Regions from separate parts of the Homo sapiens genome. Here region 2 is linked to region 1. Evidence: read pairs that join two places in POLR2A ChIA-PET (ENCODE). Cell type or tissue: Caco-2. All regions are shown on one strand. Each heading gives the region's core, and the rest is flanking DNA. Links, peaks and the distances in the headings are about the cores only. Region 1 overlaps TSHZ2 (teashirt zinc finger homeobox 2). Region 2 overlaps TSHZ2 (teashirt zinc finger homeobox 2).

Region 1 (4,399 bases), core at 113-4,112:
AGTGAAGCAGGCCAGGTCATTTTGCCGAGTTAAACTGCTTTTGATCTATGATGAAGTGTAATCATAATGATGATAATCTCGTTAGCTTGGTATCCTTGCGGGGCTCGGAAGGCAGCTCCTGAAGAAATTTTGCAAAAATCTTTGCAGTCAGGGCAACTACTTTGGAATAAATGTTTCATCCTCCCAGGAGAGTACTTTGAAGGAAAATATCTATTTACTATGGATAGCTTAAGTATCTGCTTCTGAAAGAAACATTTGGGAAGAAGAAGTAGAGCTTGACATTGAAACAAAACAAAATAGAACAGAAAGCAGGGAAGTTTTAGTATTCTGTCATGACACTTTCATTACCAGCTCCCCTCCATGATTCAACTATTTTTCACATACAGCGATCCTCCCCGCCTCCAAAATTTCCGGCTCAATATCAGGTTCATTTTTGTTTCTTTGTTTCTTTTGGGGGGGTCTATTTTTTTTCTTTTCTTTTTTTTTCTAAATTAAAAGAAACACAGTTAATGTGAATGGCCCTTCTAACTAGTTATCCATGGTTCTTGACTATCCTCAATTCATTTACTTTTATATGCCTTTCATTTATTCCACTTGTATTTACTGAGCACCTACTACATGCCAGGCAGTATTTTCACTACTGAGGATGTAACGATGAAAAGACAGGCAAGGTTCATCCATGTTGCACCATGTATCCACACTTCATTCCCTTTTATGGCTATTCCATTGTATGGATATACCACATTTTGTTTATCCATTCATGAGCATATGGACACCTTTTGGCTATTGCAAAGAGTGCTTCTAGGAACACTCATATAAAAGTTTTCGTTAGAACACTTGTCTCCCATGTTTTTTGTATGTATGCCTAGGAATGGAATTGCTGGGTCCTGTGGTCACTTCATGTTTATCTTATTGAGGAACCACCAGACACAAAGGTTCACTTATTGTATGATTCCATTTAAGTGAAATGTACAGAATAGGCAGATCAGTAGACACAGATTAGCGGTTATCAGGGGCTGGGAGGAGGGAAAGAGTAGGGTTACCACGTTACGGGTATGGGAGTTTCTTTTCGGGGTCATGAAAATATTCTGAAACTCGATAGTGGCATAGGTGCACACATTGTCAATGTACTAAAAGCCACTGAATTGCATACTTTATGATACTTAAAACGGTGAATTTTATGTTATGTATATTTTACCATAATTAAAGTAAAAAAAGAGCATCAGGAGGAATAGCTAACGGATTCTGGGCTTAATACCTAGGCAATGGATTGATCTGTACAGCAAACAATGATGGCACATGTTTACCTATGCAACAAACTTGCACATTCTGAACATGCACCCTCAAACTTAAAGTAAAAGTTGGAAAAAAAAAAAGTAAAAAAGATGGACAACATCTCAGCCTTATGTAGCTTATGGTTTATTGAGTAGAGACAGACAATAAATAAATCAATATTTAATACAGTGTAGTCATATATGATTTGGAAAAGGGAGAAGTTGAATAAGGAGTTGGGGGGTGGATAAGGACTTGTCTGCTCCATTGGACAACGTCTAGCTGGGGAGGTGACACTGGGCAGAGGAAGTAGGGGGTGTTGAGCAATGCAGACATGTGGGGGTCACAGGCATTATCACTTGGCCCTCTACCTCAGTGGTTATCAGCCAGTGGTGATTTTGCCTCCCCAGGACACATCTGGCAAAATCTGAGGCAAATTTAGTCACCACAACTCAGGAATGGGAGTGCTACTGGCTTTTAGTGGGTGGAGGCTAGAGATGCTTCTCAACAACTTACAGTGCACAGGAGACCCCTCCCACCCCAACGAAGAATGATCCAGCCTCAAATGACAATAGTGCCAAACCTGAGAAATTTTGATCAAGCCCCTTGGAATCCAAGCCTTCACAGCTGTTGAAAAGCAGCCACTTTTGTATAAGGTAGGGTGAGGGACTGCTTTCCCAGGAGCCCATTCAGCTATGGTTCTGGTTTTGACCCCTGTATCTTCAGGATGAGGGAGTCTAATGCCCTCAGCCACTTAATCCTGTGAGAACTGGGACACTCCAAGACTGTCATCAGTATCCTGAGCACCTACTTCTACAAAGACCAGGAACTGGACAAAGAGATGTTTATATTAATAGCTTTGAGACTCTGTGTATCTGTGGGGGCAGGTATTGGAGGACATTCCACAGACGCTTCCATAAGATCTAGGTTTAACTCCCCTTTTTGTAGATGTCTACAGAATATCTAAAAGTAGGAAATCCATGCTCAATGACCTACGCAGTTGCGACGTTTCTCTGTTTTAATTTGAGACGGACACTTCCACCTCTTCGTGCTTTCTCCTGGTTAAAGCTAATGAGCAAACACTCTACCCTAGACGGGGCCCTCAACCTGTGGCCTGGCCTCACACGCTTAGGGTTTTGGTCAACAGGAGGAGCCTAAGCTTCCTTCGAATAGCCCTAGAGAAGTTTTCCATGCAAAGCTTCACAACCACAATAAGATATTTACTGTCTTTATCGGAGAGATCAAACCCACGCACAGATGTCACATTTCTCAAATTCCATCAGTAGGTCAGACAAGCCGTCTCTGGAAAGAGGACATTCCAGCCGGCAAGTTCAGAGCGTGCTGGCTTCGAGGGCCGTTCCCTTCCTATTTTCTGTCGTGCACCCTGAGCCTTTGTTGTCTCTGCAATGCTGATAAATCAATCCATCAAAAAATTTCCTCAGTGAAACTCAATCAAGAAAGGTCATGTCAGCGGGAGAGGAACAGATTAAATTAGCATCAAATTAGACATGGAAAGTGAGTTCTGTCAAAATCATCGCAGCGCTCAGCACAATTAGAATATGTTAATTATGCATTTCATTAAGGTGGATGTGAGATGAAATGTCACTGGGGTAGGCATCCGAAACAGGGAAGATTGCCAGGCACAACTTTCTCTAGACAATGTGTGACACCTTCATTAACATCAAGAATCACAAGTCTGCCTTGACTTTTTCTGCAAAGGATTCAACCATTAACTGTTTGCTGGCTCTTCTCATTTGTGCAAGGGGGTCCCTGTCCTCGGAGTGGGTCGGCCCCTCTTGAGTGACCGGCATGCTCTTGCCAGCGCCATGGCCCCAGGGGCTGCTGCCGGTGCCTCGTGGTCAGCGGGGAGGGTGGTGGTTTTTAATGAACTCCCTGAAATCAGCACGTGATCACGCCACCGCCTTAGGGGTGGCAGGATGCTGAGAAGTGGGGAGGGGAGAGAAATGAGGGGTGAGGATTACAGAGGGAGGGGAGGAGGGGCAGGGAGGAGGCTCTTGGCCTCATTCTTGGGGATGAAAGATATAATCAACAGAATGGGGGGGCGGGCAGGCGGGATCAGATTTACAAATGTGCACTCGGCAAACTCTAATTTGGTGAATTATTTTGCAGATCGTTCTCTGAGTCATGGTAACCAGGAGGGTTTTTCCTAGAGTGAAGTAGTTCCTCACAAGGCAGCTTCATAAAATGCTTGCTAGATGCTTATGATAGTAGGAGTTTTAATTTGTGCTGTCTCCTTCCTCTATGATTTCTTACAACATAGCTTTCCTATGGCGGTCTACACTGGGGGACGGGGGACCAGACAAGTCCTCTGTGTGTGTTATTCCCTGACGTTGTTTCCCACCTAGCCCCATTTCTCCCAACCACCAAGAGCTATTTCCAGGTGTCTAACAGGCAATGGTGGGGGTGGTTCCAGTGACTGCCTTGTGAGAGAATTTTCTGTGCCTAGTTCCCTGTCATCTCACCTGTGCTGTCCCCTGCTGAGGACACTTGCCAACCAGCCTCTCTGCCCTGCTCCATATCCACAAAAACACACATCCACACTTTGGCACAGGTTCCTCTGCCTCTTCCTCAAGTCTCAACTGAAATGTCACTTCCTCCAGGAGGCTTCCCTGACCACTTCCCTTCTGTCTGTGTTAGATGCTCTTTTTTTCTCATGAGATGCTGAACTTGCTAGGATTCACCAGAGTCAGCTTCTGTTGCTTGCACACAAATAATTCTAACACAAACACTCAAACTTGTCAATCACAGTGCATTGCATTTGCTAGTTGAATTGTCCATCTACCCACGTATTTTATTTTTTTACACAATCTTTACTTCTTGGCTCATAGGAGGTGCTCAACAAATGCATTTTAAATAAACAAATGACTAAGTTGTGGGATTTTATCATGGCATAAGTTCTATTGTGCAGGGGAGAAAGTGAAGGTTGTAAACTTTATCTCTAACTTTTCTCAATGGGGTTACTTTTTCTCATATTAGGTTAATATATACATATCAACATGCATCTATTTTTAACATACCCAGTTGGAATTCATTTGCTTTTAGTGATTAGTATAAATACAGTGTCACTGGTGCCATTTTTCCCCTCATTTATAAACCACTAGGGCAC
Region 2 (4,399 bases), core at 129-4,128, 100 kb after region 1:
AAAGGCACAGCTTCCTCATCTATAAAATAGGAATAATAATAGTATCTGCTTCTTAAGATGCTTTAGAGTATAGCATGTGATAAAGTATGTGAAACACCAAGAATGCAGGGTTACCTCCCAACTTCTCAGTGCTGGTTCTAGGCACTTTCCAACCACTGTACATCTGATCTTCAACCTGAACCCACAGATGGCTGAAATCAGTTGAGTCTGGCATTCTGTGTTATCCCTAAATCTTATTCCAAGCCAACAGCTTTTAGATGGTATTCACAATAGATAAGAACCAGCTTTGTTTATGTGTCATCCATAAGAATGCATAAGAAAAGAGCTTCCTCCAGTTTGGGGTTTGTTATTTAATATTAAATCACTTGTACAAGGAGCCAGTGGTATGTGTGCCGGGAACTTCCGTAGAAAGTGATGTACAAACATCAAATAGCAAGTTATTAGGTCATTAGCCATAATGGTAATGTCTGCAATCCTCAAGAAATAAAGCAACCCACCATCTGAGAAAAAAGGTCTTTGTTAGAGGCCTCGGGCTTTGCACTGAGAGAGGTGACAAATGTTTAAAGCAGAAGGTCTCCAAGAAAAATGCTTTATATTCAGCTACCTGGAATTTCAGTCCAGCGTATATTATTATTGCGACGTGTCTTGGTGACAATTTAAAAAAGCAGAGTGAGAAAATATTCATGGAGAAGGGTGAGAAGGGGACCACTTTATAAGCTTTTTGGTAGCTCCAGTTTAGAAATCATTATCCTTACATTATCCTTACACCCAGAGAGTCACAAATCAGGAACAGAGGAGAAAACAAAGTGAAACGAAACAGGAACAAAGAAACTACACAATAGAACTGAGACTCTCCTATCAAATTAAGATTTTTAGGTGTTGACTTTTCAAGTGGTAACAAATATTTTCAGCAAGTCATGCATGCTTATTTTCTATACGTTTATTCCGCATAAGGATATATAAACACACTCACACACATATAGTTCCTTCCAAGACTGGAGAGGTTTTTTTTTTCCCAAGTAAAGGGACAGTGAATCATTGTCCAAAATGACCTTCAGAAAGTATATGAAGCTGCTGCACCATCTGTATTTTTTCAGATATATATTCCAATTTTACTTGAAATAACATCATTAGCACAGCCATCCCACAGAGCTAGAAGGTGATCTTGTTTCCTTTTTGCCTGGCTTGAAGTCAAACATCTTTTCCTTTTTTTGGCAAATGCTGCTTCTTTCTCTGAAATATTTCATGCAGATAATGGATAATGACCACTTCTCATTGCCTTTTCTCAAAAATGTCTAACTGCATTAGCCAAGAATGGACAAATTTTAACTTGCTTCTTTTGCTAAGTTCATGGCTGTGACCACTACCCATTAAGAAGAAAGAAAGAAAGAAAAAAAAAAAAAGCAAGCAAGCAAGCAAGAAACCCACTGTTCTCTCAGAAAAGCTACATTGGCACTATCAGAAAGCAGGCTGGACTTTAGTTTTCTGGTGAAAAGTCTTTGCTGTCTCTAGAAGAATCACAGAAGCCCGAAGTGGAAAGAATTTTCATGTCATTGGGCCAATTTCTCATTCAGGAAAGGGCTTCCTGGCCTTGGTATCCTTAAATGGCTCAGATGCTTGACTTTCCAACCCTCTTCTTCATGTTGGACTCTCCACCAGCACAGTCATTGTTACTAGCCTGCTATGAGGACCACACTGAATGGGAACCATTTCCATTCCTCACACTTAGGAGTTGAGCCGTGTTTCCATCATGGTACAATTTGATCGAATCAAAGGATTGGGGAGAACTTTCAGTTTAAGCTTTTATGATATGCTTTCATCTCTTCATCAACACTTCTGTCAGGTACTGCTCAGCATATACTTGAACATGCATGCAGTGATGACTCATAGAGTGCAATGACCTGCCCAGTTTCCATCTCAGAACTACCCTATCACTGTTCATTTTGTTTAGGACTTGAAAGCGAAAATTCTTCTCCTTGTTCCCTAAATTCATCAAATTCTTTCCTTCTTTAAGGCCCTTGAAATTCCATTCCCTATGTATAAAAGATTCCCCCTTTCCCTATATCTAAGTCTTTCCTTTTAGTCTAATTCTTTTAGTTTCAGCTCCAATGCCTTTCGTCGGATGGGTCATCTCTGATCACTGTACCCTCCCCCACTTACTCCTCCGAAATTACCAACAACCAAAGTTATTTTCTATCTCAGTCCCCCATTTTTCTTTTGTATACCTTATTTCAGTTTGCAATTGTACTTACTATGTACTTGATTGTCCTCTAGATAAGACTGTAAGCTCCCAGAGGGCAGGTCAAATCTATCTTGTTTACCACTGTATCCCATTGCTATACCCAGCCCACCTTGTTCAAGTGTTTGTTGGATATATGAATAAATAAATGAATGATTGGACCCATAAGTGAATGAATGATTGCATCAGTGAAGTATGCTTTTCTATCCAACACTTAGATTCTGTTCAAAACTTAGATTTTACTCACTGGTCCCAATTTGCTTTCAAGCCATAGAGAACAACAACAAGGTATCTTTTAAACAGAATATTGCTTTGGATGGTTGAAGTGTGCACATGGGTTTAAACTCACAGGGTGGGTTACTCCCTATGGGAAGTAGATGAATCAGGTACAAGTGTGATGTGAACTCAGGAGCCCGCAATTGTGACACCTCTTACTCTCTGCTTCTTCTTGCCTTAAACCCTACAACTTGGCTTATGTTCATCTGACATGAGGTGGACCAAGAACTCATCCCCTATAAAAATATAAAAACCTAATCTCTTATCTCACCTTTGCACTTCAGGGTGAATGAGTTAATTAGATCATTATTTTTGGCAGCTGGTTTCTTCTAGAGAAGAAAATGGGACTCCAGGAGTCAGCTGGGTCACCATAATACTCTTAGTAGTTCTGGGGGTGGTTTTTGTTCCCCAGGGGACATGGGACAACGTTTGAGGACATTTTTGGTTGCTATACCTAGAGAAGCGGTGTTGCTGGTATCTGGCAGGTAGAGGCCAGGGATGCAGCTAAACATCCTACAATGCACAGGACGGTCCTTACTCAAAGAATTATACAGCCTCAATATGTCAATAGCTTAGAAATGCTGCAAAGTCAAAGTCAGCTAAAGCTTTGGGAATTGACGACAAGTAAGTGTGACATTCATGCTCTTTCTAGTTGTCAATGAAGCAAGGGTCTGCACAGAGAAGAACACTCTATTATTAAAAGAGAGTGGTTCAAAAGTAAAAGTAATTACTTTTAATGGCAAAAACAGCAATTACTTTTGCATCAGCCTAATAGAGGAGAAAGTGTGTGTACCACCCTCATAGGTGTTACAGGATGGAAGAGAACAAGGTCTACAGCAAGCCCACCTGGGTTCAAATCTCATCTCTGCCATGTCCTGCATTATCATCTTGAGCAAACTAACAACTTGTGTGGGGCTCGGTCTCTCCATCTATCAATTGGAGATAATAATAGTACCTGCCTCAAAGATCATTTTGAAAATTAAGTGAGATAACTGGAAAGAAGTCAGAATGCCTGGTAAAAATCAGCACTCAGTATGTCTCCTCTCATTACCATCACAAGAACAAAAACCTAGTCATGAAGAATCATGTTATGGAGCTGGATTTCTCAGGATTTTTTGTATATACTTTTTCAAGTTTTGGCTGAAAAAAATGTTCATCAGGCTCCTAACATTATTCTCAATCAATTCATTCTGGATTCATTTAAATCCCCTTATCAGATTGAGTATTTTTATATTACAAGAAACAAACGAATAAAAAAGTTAATGATAAAAGGGATTAGCATTTCTAAACTACTCCAGTAACTCCACCAAATAAATCCTGACCTATTTCAGTTCTTAATTAACTAGGTTAGCTTTTAAATGAGCCAAATTATATGGAACAGCGAGTCTGAGCTGGGCCAAACCCACAACACATAGTTACATGAAGCAGTACTTGGAAAAGACCAAAATTCTGGGAGATACATAGGTTTTCAATATATAGGTCTTCGATATTTTTGAATGGACAGTTTGGAGAATCTAATGGAAAACTCTCCAGGGTTTTTTGACCCTTCGACTTAGGTTAGGGCTAGTTTAAGAATGATATTTCCAAGAGCTGTCATCTTTTCTTTGTCCCTACCTATAGAGAAAATGGGTAAATAGGAAGAGGCTTTAGGTCACTTTATCAGCATCCTCCTAATAGTACCAAATTGGCTGTTGTCCCAGGACAGGAAAGTTGGGGAAGACAGCACTATCTGGTGATTTAATATTCTCCAGTGGTGAACACCAATAAATGGTTCCTAAGACAGCCATTGTCTTGTTCTTGATATTCTTTCTGGCTTTTTGTCTCTGTTTCATTCTCCTTTTGGGGGTTATTTTCCCTTGCTTTTTAATTATTCTGATGTTAGTT

Evidence for each region. ChIA-PET counts read pairs that join two places held together with the same protein. Peaks named below come from ENCODE experiments on the same cell type or tissue, not always from the same donor. Only the 100,000 strongest peaks of a DNase experiment are listed, where the experiment ranks them.
Region 2: POLR2A ChIA-PET joins it to region 1 with 5 read pairs; 3 of 35 experiments call an interaction of 5 or more read pairs at or near these places.

Annotation. Positions count from the first base shown.
Region 1 is chr20:53,344,612-53,349,010 of GRCh38, reverse strand. The region is part of intron 2 of TSHZ2 (teashirt zinc finger homeobox 2); the gene reads right to left. Among named protein-coding and RNA genes, the nearest start is that of TSHZ2-AS1, 160 kb to the left of the region's middle. In Caco-2, for the core only: no CTCF peak of the experiment used is centred there; DNase peaks (open chromatin) are centred at 2,590 and 3,136.
Region 2 is chr20:53,240,827-53,245,225 of GRCh38, reverse strand. The region is part of intron 1 of TSHZ2 (teashirt zinc finger homeobox 2); the gene reads right to left. Among named protein-coding and RNA genes, the nearest start is that of TSHZ2-AS1, 260 kb to the left of the region's middle. In Caco-2, for the core only: no CTCF peak of the experiment used is centred there; no DNase peak of the experiment used is centred there.